Linked DNA regions of Homo sapiens: region 2 is linked to region 1. Evidence: read pairs that join two places in POLR2A ChIA-PET (ENCODE). Cell type or tissue: OCI-LY7. All regions are shown on one strand. Links, peaks and the distances in the headings refer to the core of each region. The heading gives the core; the rest is flanking DNA. Region 1 overlaps TAF13 (TATA-box binding protein associated factor 13). Region 2 overlaps ELAPOR1 (endosome-lysosome associated apoptosis and autophagy regulator 1).

Evidence for each region. ChIA-PET counts read pairs that join two places held together with the same protein. Peaks named below come from ENCODE experiments on the same cell type or tissue, not always from the same donor. Only the 100,000 strongest peaks of a DNase experiment are listed, where the experiment ranks them.
Region 2: POLR2A ChIA-PET joins it to region 1 with 5 read pairs; 9 of 35 experiments call an interaction of 5 or more read pairs at or near these places.

The regions. Positions count from the first base shown.
Region 1 is chr1:109,059,453-109,066,242 of GRCh38, forward strand. It overlaps TAF13 (TATA-box binding protein associated factor 13), which reads right to left. Exons shown (of 4, transcript NM_005645.4): 3 at 6,683-6,780; 4 at 4,688-5,241. The coding sequence ends at 5,071. Among named protein-coding and RNA genes, the nearest start is that of TAF13, 13 kb to the right of the region's middle. In OCI-LY7, for the core only: no CTCF peak of the experiment used is centred there; no DNase peak of the experiment used is centred there.
Region 2 is chr1:109,206,656-109,213,685 of GRCh38, forward strand. It overlaps ELAPOR1 (endosome-lysosome associated apoptosis and autophagy regulator 1), which reads left to right. Exons shown (of 22, transcript NM_020775.5): 22 at 1-126. Among named protein-coding and RNA genes, the nearest start is that of SARS1, 3.7 kb to the right of the region's middle. In OCI-LY7, for the core only: no CTCF peak of the experiment used is centred there; a DNase peak (open chromatin) is centred at 3,956.

The DNA of each region.
Region 1 (6,790 bases), core at 4,291-6,790:
GGGAGGCTGAGGCAGGTGGATCACTTGAGGTCAGGAATTCAAGACGAGCCTAGCCAACATGGTGAAACCCCATCTCTACTAAAAATACAAAAATTCGCTGGGCATGGTAGCAGATGCCTGTAATCCCAGCTACTCGGGAGGCTGAGGCAGGAAAATCGCATGAACCCAGGAGGTGGAGGTTGCAGTGAGCCAAGATCGTGCCACTGCACTCCAGCCTGGGTGACAGAGTGAGACTATGTCACAAAAAAAAAAAAAAAAAAAGATATGTACTGAAGCATTTATAGATGAAATGATACAAGGATGTCTGGGATTTGCTTTTGTTTTTATTTTTTATTTTTTTGAGATGGAGTCTCACTCTTGTTGCCCAGGCTGGAGTGCAATGGCACGATCTTGGCTCACTGCAACCTCTACCACCCGAGTTCAAGGGATTCTTTTGCCTGACTCTCGAATAGTTGGGATTACAGGCTCCCGCGACTATGCCCATCTAATTTTTGTATTTTTATTAGAGACAGGGTTTCACTGTGTTGGCCAGGCTGGTCTTGAACTCCTGACCTCAGGTGATCCATTCGCCTTGGCCTCCCAAAGTTTTGGGAATATAGGCATGAGCCATCGCACCCAGCCAGATTTGCTTTAAAATAATACTGCCCCCCTACCTTAAAAAAGGTAAGGGTTCTAAAACCAAGGTCCAAAATTAAAAATAAGAAAATTATTTAAAGGTAGGGGGATAGGACAAATTGGCAAAAAGTTGGTTACTTGTTGAAGCTGGGGGCTAGTTACACTATTATTGTGTATACTTGAGATTTTCCATAGGAAGTTTAAAAAAAAGTGAATTAATTTAGGAGAGAGCACCTATATATACTCCAGATCAGCACTGTCCAAAAGAATTTTCTGTGATGATGGCAGTGTTCCATATCAGCACTGTCCAATGCTGTACCCACTTACCATAAGGGTTTTGAGCACTTGAAATATAGCAAACGCAACTAAGGAAGTGAATTTTTCATTTTATTATCATTTTTTAAATATTTTATTTTTTGAGACAGAGTCTCACTCTGTTGCCCAGTCTGGAGTGCAGTGGTACGATCTCGGATCACTGCAGCCTCTGCCTCCTGGGTTCAAGCAATTCTCCTGCCTCAGCCACCCGAGTAGCTGGGATTACAGGCACGTACCACCACACCCGGCTAATTTTTGTATTTTTGGTAGAGATGGTGTTTCATCATGTTGGCCAGGCTGGTCTTGAACTTCTGACCTCAAGTGATCTGCCTGTCTTGGCCTCCTAAAAAGCTGGGATTACAGGCGTGAGCTACCGCACCCAGCTGAATTTTTCATTTTAAAATGTAAACAGCCATATGTGGCTAGTGGCTACCATTTACACAGTGCAGCTCTAAATACTGGAAGACAGCCATGCCACCTTACTACCAGAATTTGAAGTTAATAAGTAAGCTCAGGCATCAAGTCAGCCCGCCGAGCCTCTTTCCCCTTTTTGCTAATAGCAGTATCTAGTATCCCAATCCCATTCCAAGCTCTTTTTTACCAGAAGTGGGGCAAGAGATCCGGGCTATAGTACAACTTCTTCCTGGCCATAGTGACTGGTCCAGGAAGAAAATAAGCAGAGCTCGGATCCTCATAATCCTTGCTTGGAATTTTCTCTATTACGAAGTAAAGCAGCTTCTTCAATTTGGAGTTGTAAGGAGGGAACCCCAGAACTGCTGGCCATCATGTTCATTTGCCACTCTTAGAATAAAACCAAAATTAGGATAAAAGACAGAGAGACAGTCTTGCTTCTCAAGTACTTAGATCCAGTCAACCCTAAATTCAGCTCCATCCCCTTTCCCATGTGTCGGTTAGGTAAGCCAATAAATTCCTTGTTTATGCTATTAATAGTATTGAGTTAAGTTATATCACTTGCAACCTAAAATAGTCAACGCAAAGCCCCACTCAGTCTGGGCAACACAGTGAAATAGGTTCTCTAGCCAGGCATGCCTGTAGTCCCAGCTACTCGGGAGGCTGAGGTGGGAGGATTATTTGAGCACAGGAGGTCGAGGCAGTGAGCAGTGATTGTGCCACTGCACTCCAGCCTGGGTGACAGAGTGAGCAGTTTACTGAAGCCTTGACCTCTCAGGCTCAAGTGATTCTCCCACCTCACCTCCTGAGTAGCTAGGACCACAAGCGGAAACCACTGTGCCTGGCTCTTTTTTTTTTTTTACAGAGATGGGGCTTGCCTAGGCTGGTCTCCAACTCCTGGGCTCAAGCAATCCTCTCGCCTCAGCCTCCCAAGCAGCTGGGACTACAGGCATGCCACCACGCCCGGCTAATTTTTTTGTATTTTTAGTAGAGACAGGGTTTCACCATGTTGGCCAGGCTGGTCTGGAACTCCTGACCTCAAGTGATCCACCTGCCTTGGCCTCCCAAAGTGCTGGGATTACAAGTGTGAGGCACTGTGCCTGGCCTTGATTTTTAGTTGAGATGGGGTCTCTCTATGTTGCCCAGACTGGTCTCCAACTCCTGGGCTCAAGAGATCCTCCTGCCTAGGCCTCCCAAAGTGCTGGGATTATAGGCATGGGCCATGGTGCCCAGTCCTGCTTTTTTTTTTTTTTTTTTTTTTTGATACGGGGTCTCGCTCTGTCCCCCAGGCTGAAGTGCAGTGGCGTGATCTTGGCTCACTGCAAGCTCCGCCTCCCGGGTTCACGCCATTCTCCTGCCTCAGCCTCCCGAGTAGCTGGGACTACAGGCGCCCGCCACCACACCCGGCTAAGTTTTTTTGTATTTTTTAGTAGAGATGGGGTTTCACCGTGTTAGCCAGGATGGTCTCGATCTCCTGACCTCATGATCCACCTGCCTCGGCCTCCCAAAGTGCTGGGATTACAGGCTTGAGCCACCGCGCCCGGCCCAGTCCTGCTTTTTTAAATGAAAAGATTCACCCAGATACTCACTGAAATAAAAAAAATTTTCAGCTAGACTAAGCAGCAAGAATTATCATATTACCAGTAATGGGCATAATATTCTGGGAGGAAAAAAAGTCACAAATCAGTCAGATTCAAGGATCAACCTGTTTAATTGTTCATATTTTATTCCTGTATCAGTAGATTAAGAAAGTAAAATTTTCCCAAGCACTGATTTATAGATCATGTTTATAAGCAGCATACAAAAAGTTAAGTTTCATAAACAATAACATTCAGTGATCTACTTAAATCCAATTGTAATCCTTACTTTAAACTAAGGGCAATAATAATTTAATACATAGAGTAAATACACACAAAACCTGTGTATTCAGAACTACAAACATGGTTTCCATAGCCACGTATGGTTTTAGTCAAGGACACATTTCCACAATGAACAAGTACTTACAAATATGTTAATAAAACACTAACCCAAATGCTTACCCTGCCATCAGCTTTTTAAACAATGCCATTCCTGCTACTGAAAGCATTTATTTTTAGAAGCTTGAATCTGCTCTGGGAAAACGGGTTCTCCTAAAACTTAACAGGATGTTATAAATCCGAAAAGATTTTAAATCAAAAAGCCTTCCAACACAGCATTATTCATGTGAAACTTGCTTTCTTTTTTTTTTTTTTGAGACGGAGTCTCGCTCTGTCGCCCAGGCTGGAGTGCAGTGGTGCGATCTCGGCTCACTGCAAGCTCCGCCTCCCAGGTTTACGCCATTCTCCTGCCTCAGCCTCCCAAGTAGCTGGGACTACAGGCGCCTGCCACCGCGCCCGGCTAATTTTTTGTATTTTTAGTAGAGACGGGGTTTCACCGTGTTAGCCAGGATGGTTTCGATCTCCTGACCTCGTGATCCGCCCGCCTTGGCCTCCCAAAGTGCTGGGATTACAGGCGTGAGCCACCGCGCCCGGCCCGTGAAACTTGCTTTCTTAAAAAATAATAATAACTTGTTATCTGAAGAAAATTAAAAGATTATCTTTTAAGAGAGATAAACATTCTTACAAAAAACTATATTTTCCTCTATCATCTCTTTAAAAGAAATGCAAACCAGTTCATTATCTTTGTTTTTTTGAGAGTCACACTCTATTGCCCAGGCTGGAGTGCAGTGGCGCCATCTCGGCTCACTGCAATCTCTGCCTCCTGGGTTCAAGCAATTCTTCTGCCTCAGCCTCCCAAGTAGCTGGGATTACAGGCACATGCCTCCATGCCTGGCTAATTTTTTAATTTTTAGTAGAGGTGAGGTTTTGCCATGTTGGCCAGGCTGGTCTGGAACTCCTGGCCTCAAGTGATCTGCCCGCCTCAGCCTCCCAAAGTGCTGGGATTACAGGTGTGAGCCACCACGCCCGGCCTAGTTCATTATCTTTAATAATGAACTAGACAATAAACTAATTGTTGTCTAAAAACTTCTGAATACATGAAGTACAAGTCTGAGCTGTCAAGTCAAAAATGCCATTTAGATTTCACATATTAAACAGCTATAGTAGGCCAGGCGCGGTGGCTCACACCTGTAATCCCAGCACTTTGGGAGGCCGAGGCAGGTGGATCACGAGGTCAAGAGATCAAAACCATCCTGGCTACCATGGTGAAACCCCGTCACTATTAAAAATACAAAAAGTTAGCCAGGCGTGGTGGCAGGCGCCTGTACTTCCCAGCTACTCGAGAGGCTGAGGAAGGAGAATCACTTGAACCCGGGAGGTGGAGCCTGCAGTGAGCCAAGATCACGCCACTGCACTCCAGCCTGCCAACATAGTGAGACTCCATCTCAAAAAAAAAAAAAAAAAAAAAAAAAGCTACAGTATAGCTTACAAGGGCATAAACATACCTAACACATTAAATACTACTTTATCCTTTAAATAGTCAAAAGTCAGAACAACGGCATGGTTTGCAAGGTACTTTGACTTATGTGTGGTCATTAAAACCCAGTAAGTAATTCAAGTATGGTAATATAAAGGCAGGCAATTACATGCACCAATATCACCCTAAAATCAAAGGCATAAAAATAAAGGCTGAAAACTTTGTGTTTCTCCATCTTTCATTTACATGGCTAGATATCAGAATCTTACTTTAGAAAATATACAATTATTATATATGGTTTCCCCAGATGGTAATTTTCGGAAACTACAAAAAGTGTCAAGATCCATAATTTGCTTCATCAAATGCTTTTCTAGCTCGTTTCAATTCTTCATTCATAGTAAGCAAGTCTTTAACCCTGGCAAACTTCCTTGGGTCCTTTCGAATCAAGAAGACGATATCTTCAACTTGTACTCGACCTTGTCTTCCAATTGACATTGCCTTGTGAGTCTATTACAAAGAAACATATTACATTTAACTTTTTTAAATCTAATATTTTACTGTTTTAATTTGCATTTATTAATTGCAAGTGAGGTAGAAGATTTTCTCTTATTATTATTATTATGGCTATTCATTTGTGAATTATCTTTCTACTCATGTCCTTTGTCTATTTTCTACTGGATTATTAGCAATGTTCTCCTTTATGCTTCACAGGCACTTTAAAAAAAATCTTAAGGACATGAAAGCTGTCAACTTTATTGTTCCTTTTTTGTTTTTTGATATATGTAGATTTTGTCTTCATTTATATAAAATAATTTTATAATTTTGTGTACCCACCCATTTCATTTATGCTTTGTGTCCTCCTCTATCTTAATACCCAATAAATATTGGTGGGTTTTCTAAAAATCAAATAACTCTATCTCATCCTGTCATTATATACTCACCTGTGCAAAATCAAAGACCTATCACAGCATTATTTCTAATGATTAAAAAATAGAAGCTAAATACTTAATAATACGGCATTGAGCCAGACACAGTGGCTCATGCCTGTAATCCAGCACTTTGGGAGGCTGAGGGGGTAGATTGCTTGAACCCAGCAGTTCAAGACCAACCTGGGCAACATAGTGAGACCCTGTCTCTACAAAAAATTCAAAAATCAGCAAAGCATGGTGGCATGTGCCTGTAGTCCCAGGTATTTGGGAGGCTGAGGTGGGAGGACCACTTGAGTCCGGAAGGTCTCAGCTGCAGTGAGCAATGATCATGCCACTGCACTCCAGCCTGGGCAACAGAGTGAGATCCTGTCACACACACAGACACACACACACAAAAAATTGCGTATCTTTAAATACTGGAAAAGGAGGGGAAAAAAAAAAACCTATGTTGGATAATGGTATTATGGATAATATTTTTATTTTATTCAAGGATTTTATAATTATGTCCTTATAAAAAATGCAAGAGGCTGGGCGCGTTGGCTCACGCTTGTAATCCCAGCACTTTGGGAGGCCGAGGCTGGCGGATCACCTGAGGTTGGGAGTTTGAGACCAGCCTGACCAACATGGAGAAACCCTGTCTCTACTAAAAATACAAAATTAGCTGGGTGTGGTGATGCATGCCTGTAATCCCAGCTCCTCGGAGGCTGAGGCAGGAGAATCCCTTGAATCCGGGAGACGGAGGTTGCAGTGAGCCAAGATCGTGCCATTGCACTCCAGTCTGGGCAACAAGAACGAAACTCCATCTCAAAAAAAAAAAAAAACAAAAGGAAGAAGGGGGGATAGAATATACATGTATAACCTCCATCCTCAATGATAAATAGTAACCAATAACTTCTGCAAACAAGCACTCAAATGGATAGCTTATTTCAAAGGGATGCCATAAGTTCTAGTCTTACCTAAAGTTTAATATTTCAAATCTATTCTTCAATTAACTAAGACCAGTTAGGAAAGAATCTTACCATTTCAGTGATAAACTCTATGACAAGATCTTCAAGAATATCCACTGACTCAGTATAAGGATTCTGGTCATCCCCAAAGCCATACATCATACATCGCACTGTAAAAGA
Region 2 (7,030 bases), core at 2,493-4,992, 150 kb after region 1:
AATTTTTTTTCATCAGGGCTGGTTGGATTTCCTTTTTACCCTGTAATCCAAGCGTTAATAGTTTGTTAGAAGATGGGTTATTGCATGTCACTTTTTTTTTTTGTAAAATAAAAACATACCTTACAAGTTGTTTTTCTTAAACATGGGTTGGGTGGCTGGAGGGGTGAGTGGGAAATGTAAGTGTCCTGGAAGCTTAAACTGAAAAGGAGAAGGATTCCACATTCGCAGAGAGGCAGAGAAAAGAGCACAGACTTTGGAACAAGATGGACATAGGCTAGAAGCCTCCCACTACTTGTTGAGGAATCAGTCAATAACCAAAGCCTCAGTTTCCACAATAATAAAATGCATCTAATGATACCCAACACACCAAGATTGAATGAGCTCAAAAGAAATAACTCATAAACCACTTCGCATGCTACTTCCCTTCCCTTCTGCTCAGGTTTCTTTCAGGAAACATGAGGCCAGCCACATAACAATAAATCCACAAATAGAAGCAAAATTAGCTTCTTTGGGTATGAAGTAGATTATTACAGACTAGATGTGGAGAAAATCCTAGATGATATCAAGGGCCTACCATTTCCTGAGGTTGCTAGATTTTTGCTTTCTTTCTTTTTTTTTTTTTTTTTCTGAGGCTCACTATGTTGCCTAGGTTGGAGTGCAATGGCACAATCTCAGCTCACTGCAGCTCCAACCTCCTGGGCTTGAGTGATCCTCCCACCTCAGCCTCCTGAGTAGCTACAGGCATGCGCCACCACACCTGGCTAATTTTTGTATTTTTTGGAGAGACAGGGTTTCACCATGTTGCTGGTCTCAAACTCCTGGGTTCTAGAGATCTGCCCACCTTGGCCTTCAAAGTGCTGGGATTGCAGGCATGAGCCAGCGTGCCTGGCAGGATTTTTCTGCTTCAGGACTTTATTCTAGTTGAGGGCACTTGATCCCCAAAAATAATTCTCTCAGCTATTAATAGATGAGTTGGGAATGTCACACTTTTCAGACTGAATGGCACTAAGTGCCAGATGTTCTTCGTCAGGGTCCTTAGGTAATTTCTAGTCTTCTAACAGGCCTCTCCGCGCCAGTGCTTCCCACACCAGTATCACCCCCCTGCTCTGTAGCCAGAGCTCTTTTTCTTTTTTTCATGAAAAGTTTTCTGGTAAAAGGCAGAAAACCTGCTAACCAAATTCTAAAAGAGGGTGTGGCGGCTCATGCCTGTAATCCCAGCACTTTGGGAGGGCCAGGCTGGAGGATCGCCTGAGGCCAGGAGGTTGAGGTTGCAGTGAGCTATGATGGTGGATTGCACCACTGCCCTCCAGCCTAGGTGACAGAGGCAGACCCTGTCTGTAAAAAAAATAAAAAAATTCTACAAGAGCTGGAACACTCAGAGCCGTTTTTCTAACACATCTGATGGCACTCAAATGTGCCATCTCTGATGGCTCCTTATTGCTGTCAGGCAGGAGCAATTGGCAGCAGCTCACCTACACTCCAAGGCTGGTTGTTTATGACCCACATCTACTTTGACTGGGTGGTACCTGGGTTGTACTGGTGGTTAAATATTTTGAACATCACCCCTGCTTATAACATACAGTCCAAACTCTAAGAAGGTAAGTAGAAAAGAAAACGCATTCGTTTGGCATCTGTGTCAAGCCTGGACTTAATGCTTTCACAGCATTGCCTTTTTTCATTTTCAGAACAGCCCTGGAGGCAGCTACTATCCCCATTACACCCATTACAATAGAGGAAGAAACTGTGTCTCCAATAGATTCAGTTACGTGGCCTACAGGGTCCCTAACGGCCCACCGGCCCACCTTCCCAACATTGTTTCTACTCTAACCACACTGAGCTTTTGATGGTCTCTGAGTCATAAGCACCTTCATGCCTCCAGCATTGGAATATGCTCTCCTCTCTGCCCCTCTGCTTCCTTTTCACCTCACAGATCCCACTCAGCCTTCCACGTCACCCCACTGTGGGAAATAACAGGGCAAAAACAGTCCCATGGGAGTACCGCTATGAATCTTTATGAATACAACCGTGTACTGTGCAATGCAACAAACAAGCAACAGACACAATCAAGCTTGAAACTGCGGGGCAGTGAGAGGGGTGTGTAATGATATGGAAATGATTTTAAGAATTTCCCAATCACTGACAAAGAAGTAAAATACATTATCAGGTGACCAGGCAAGAATATACTTACGACTTGGTCTAAATCTTAAGGAAGACAATTAATTAACTGGGAAGCATAGAGCAACAATGAGTATTAAGAGATAGAGAAACTGATTTAGGGTTTTTAAGAGCTATTCAAGGAGAATTTGAAATATAAACTAATTTTGTCTCAGTGCCAAAGTTAACAATCCCACATAAAATGCAATTCCCTATAGAGTAGTTCAGCCTTAACGGTACTTTCACTTTCCACAGTTTCAGTTACCTAAAGTCAACTTAAGTCAAAAAATATTAAATGAAAATTCCAAAAATAAACAATTTATAAGTTTTAAATTGTATGCCATTATGAGTAGCATAATGACATCTTGTGCCATCTCACTCCTTCCCACCTGGGACATGAATCATCCCTTTGTCCAGAGTATCCATACTGTCTGCACTATCCACCCATTACTCACTTAGCAGCCATCTGAGTTACCAGATCGAAAAAGCACAGTATATGTAGGGATCCGTACTCTCCGTGGTTTCAGGCATCCACTGGAGACTACCGTAAGATACAGTGTGGTGGGAGAATTGATTTCGCACCCCAATTCTATCAGATGGAGAGGCTGGATCAAAGTCCCTCCAAGTCCTGGCAGCTTTCCCCGACCCACGCTATTTTTAAATGATTCCTGCTTAGTTGCTGAAGGATAGCAACGTGGACCTCCTTTGTTACTGTGTCTCTCTGATAGAAGGGAGTGGGTAAGCCAGAACTGGAGGCAGGGTTGTCAGTTCCTCCTGAAACAGTATCATCAATACTACTGTACTGTGGGAAACGGGAAGGGTGTCTAACCAATTTGCAGGGAGGGGTAAAGAGGATGTAAGAGAAGGCTTCCAGGAGAAAGGAGGAATTAGCCAGGTAAGAGGAACAGAGAAGGGAAAGGGAGTTCCAGGTAGAAGGAACTTGTGCAACCAAAGGCTCAGAGGGAAGGAAGGGAGCCACAAGAAGGTTGGAATGGGGAATACGAGGGGGAAATGTTAAGAGATAAAGAGGGCCAGGTGAGGTGGCTCATGCCTGTAAACCCTGCACTTTAAGAGGCCAAAGTGGGTGGATTGCTTGACCCCAAGAGTTCGAGACCAGCTTGGGCAACATGGCAGAACCCTGTATCTACCAAAACAAAAACAAATACAAACATTGCCTGGGGCATGGTGGCACACATCTGTAGTCTCAGCTACTCGGGAGGCTGAGGTGGGAGGATCCCCTGAAGCTGGAAATGTCGAGGCTGCAGTGAGCCATGGTTGTACCACTGTTTTCCAGCCTGGGCAACAGAGTGAGACTCAGTCTCACATACACACACACACACACACACACGAGATAAAGAGGGAACATGTTAGAGAAGCTGGTAGGGACAGATCATATATAGCGTTGCCAGCCATGTTTGGATTCCCCTGAGGGTAACAGGTATCCACAGAAGACTTCTAGCAAGGGAGTGACAGGACCGGACTTGTTCGGTGAACATTGAGAAACCCTACTCCAAATCCAAGACAGAGGAACACAAAGGGCTGCCACAGTGAGGCCTCAGAGAACCCTTCCGAGTTAGCCAGCTCCAAACTGGGAAAACTGAGGTAGGCAGCTTTTGTTGGGTGCCTCACACCCGCTTTTTTTGCTCCGTCTCTGCAGTTGCTCTTTTCCCCTAGGCTGCCCACTAGCTGCCCAGGATCCCCAAGGCAGTATCTTCACCCAGGACTCTGCTCGCTGACCTGCAACAAGCTCCCATCCTCTCAGCCTACTTCCTCGCAACCCACTCACTCAGGGAGGATGTAACAAGCACTTACCATGGGTAAGGCAGGGTGCTAGGTCCCGTGGGGAGAAAAATGCAAATACGCAATGGTCTCTGCCCTATAAGATCAGGCCCCATAGCATAGTCAGGGTCCTCACTGACCTGTTTTCTGCTAAGGATTGCTACTAAAAGGGCAAAGCCCAAACATTAGGCTATCTTAGGTATTTACCTGTGTCCTGGTTTTGATTCCATCACTTATCTTCTCTGGGGCTGTTTCCTTATATAGAAAATAAAAGGGTTAGCCTGGCTGGCTGTTTTCCAGTCAGGGCTTCTTGAGCACTTCAGTCCTCAGAGGCAGTGCCCAAGAGCATTCTTGGTAGTAAGGGTTAACAGAAATCACATATTCAAAGGTGGCAGGGCTTCACACCATCACTCCATAACGAAAGTTTTTATGTTGATTTGTTTTTGCGTTAGCTTCTGGCAGGAGTTACTTGGTGCAGTAACACTGCCTATTTCCTGCTGATCAGAATTTCTAGGTGGCAGCCATATAGATCTGATTAATAAAAAAGGCAAATTATTATTTTTTAAAAATCATGTTCATTAGACAAAAATATTTCAAAACATGAGGGACAAGGTGATGAAAAAATCAGGAATTATTAAGTTAACAGATAGCTGAAGCTCCCCTCCAACTCTAAAAATCCCACGATTCTAAGCTGATGAAGTATGCTATTATGTTAATTTATTATACTCATCAGGTAACATCAACTTTTTTTTTTTTTTTTTTGATACAGAGTCTCACTCTGTTACCCAGGCTGGAGTGCAGTGGCGTGATTTAAGCTCACTGCAACCTTCGCCTCCTGGGTTCAGGCAATTTTTGTACCTTAGCCTCCCAGGTAGCTGGGATTACAGGCATGTGCCACCACACCCAACTAATTTTTGTATTTTTAGTAGAGACGGGATTTTGTCATGTTGGCCAGGCTGGTCTCGAACTCCTGACCTCAGGTGATCCACCCACCTTGGCCTCCCAAAGTGTTAGGATTACAGGCATTAGCCACCGCGCCCGCCCATATGAACATTTTAAAGGGAGATGTTTGTAATCTAATGATAAGATCAATTGTAAAAATGCATGAATAAATTTGGAGAGATCAGAATTTCAAGATCACTTGTTGAATGACATTGATGACCTTCCTAAAGGGTTGACCCAGTGGCCCTCCTCCCCTAGGCCTGGGATCACTTCAGCCTCAGAAACACCTGCCACTGTTTTAGAAACTTAATTGGCAATACACTTTGGCGGTGCCTTCAATGACATGGAAGCAGGGAGCGCCCCCATCACAGACCTTGCCCTCAGAAGGTTTTAGGGAACCCAACACTTTGAGGAGAGTCTTCTTAGATGTTTTCCTCCAAGACTGCAGCTCCTCACCCTTCCTTTCCACTGGTTTTAAATCTAATACCATAGGCAGGTTGAACCAAGGAGAGCACACCCAGACAAGCCCCTTTCCTCTGCCTCCCTCAGGGTCTCTACTTAGCTCTATCATTGTTGTTAGACCTGACCTACACTTCAGGGTTGGCTTGGCAGAGGCTTTTTGGGGAGCAGGGATAGTGTAAGAGGCAAAAAAAAACAAAAAACAAAAAACAAAAACAAAAACCCACACTCAACACACAACATTTCTGTGACCAGATGCAGTGGTGAGGGGCCCTGGGGGGTAAGTTCCTCAGACACCAAGCGATTCTCCAGTGGACATTGGCTAAGCATTCTATAATTCAATTCGATTCTGATTCTGACACTAGCTACCTGGAGGTAGTGTCAGATTCCATGGGGTAAGGGCTTGATCCCACTAGACTGCTCCTCTTCAGATGCCAATTGCAAGTAGTAGATTTCACCTATACTTCTTAGCAGCTATAAACTGGGGCTCCCACTACCCCCTCCTTTGGTCTGATTAATTTGCTGAGAAGGCTCACAGACCTCAAGGAAACATTTACCAGTTTATTATAAAGGATAGTACAAAGGGTACAAATGAACAGCCAGATGAAGAGATGGATAGGGCAAGGTGTCAGGGGTGCAGAGCTTCCATAACCTTTCTGGGCAAGACACCCTCCTGGCATCTCCACATGTTCAACAACCCTGAAGCTCATCAACTCTTGTTGTTCGAGCGTTTATAGAGTTTGATGTCCAGCTCCTCCCCTCCCCCTTTCCTGGAGGTTGAAGGGTGGGGATGAAAGTTCCAATCCTCCAATCACTTGGTCTCTCTGGTGACTGGCCCCATCCTAAGGTTATCTAGGGCCCCCATCCTAAATCACCTCCTTATTATAAACTCAGGTGTTATCAAAGAGACCCATTACGTATAACCCAGGAAATTCAAGGGTTTTAGGGGCTGTGTCAGGAACCAGGGACAAAGCCCAAATATATTTCATATTATAAATAAATAATATGATAGTTAGCTATGTCACACCCTCATCTCAGGAGTCCATGACGGCGGTATAAGATCAAGAAGGTCTTAGCACATCTAGCTTCGAGAAGGCATTGGAAGTGAGGCTTTAAAGTTTCTGCAGAGTGGAAGGATTGGGGGTGGGGGTGGGGGAGGAGATCACCTGTTCCCAAATCCTTCAAATAATCTCTTGTTATCAGGGAGATTCTTTGATAACTTTGGCTTCACTCGGCAACTAGAATATTTCATTTAAAGGTCTGAACATTATAAAATCAAAGTATGATACAAACCGTTCTTCAAGACGCTTTCAAATTGACCCAAGACATGACCTCAACACCTTATACGGCGTTCAAATCTGCTTAATGTCCCTTTGGAAAAGTTTTCTCTCGTCTCTCTCTAAAAGACAACCGCACTTTCCCAAAGCTGTGCTCTTAAGAGTTGGTAAAGTGACAATTTGGTTTATCCAATAATCAGATTAATAAAGGTATACCATTTCTAAGGCACGAGAGCAGGAATCTTAAGCTGAGGTAGCCCTGGGACTAAATATGCCATCCTCTTGTATCAAGATGGAGAAGACGGCCGAGGTTCAGGGAAAGAGCCCAGTGGAAGAACCCAACCTAGTGAGAGGAAAACGGGCACCTGGTGAAGGCCCCGGCCTCTAAGCTAGGGATGAGGGGACAGGCCTCTGCCTAG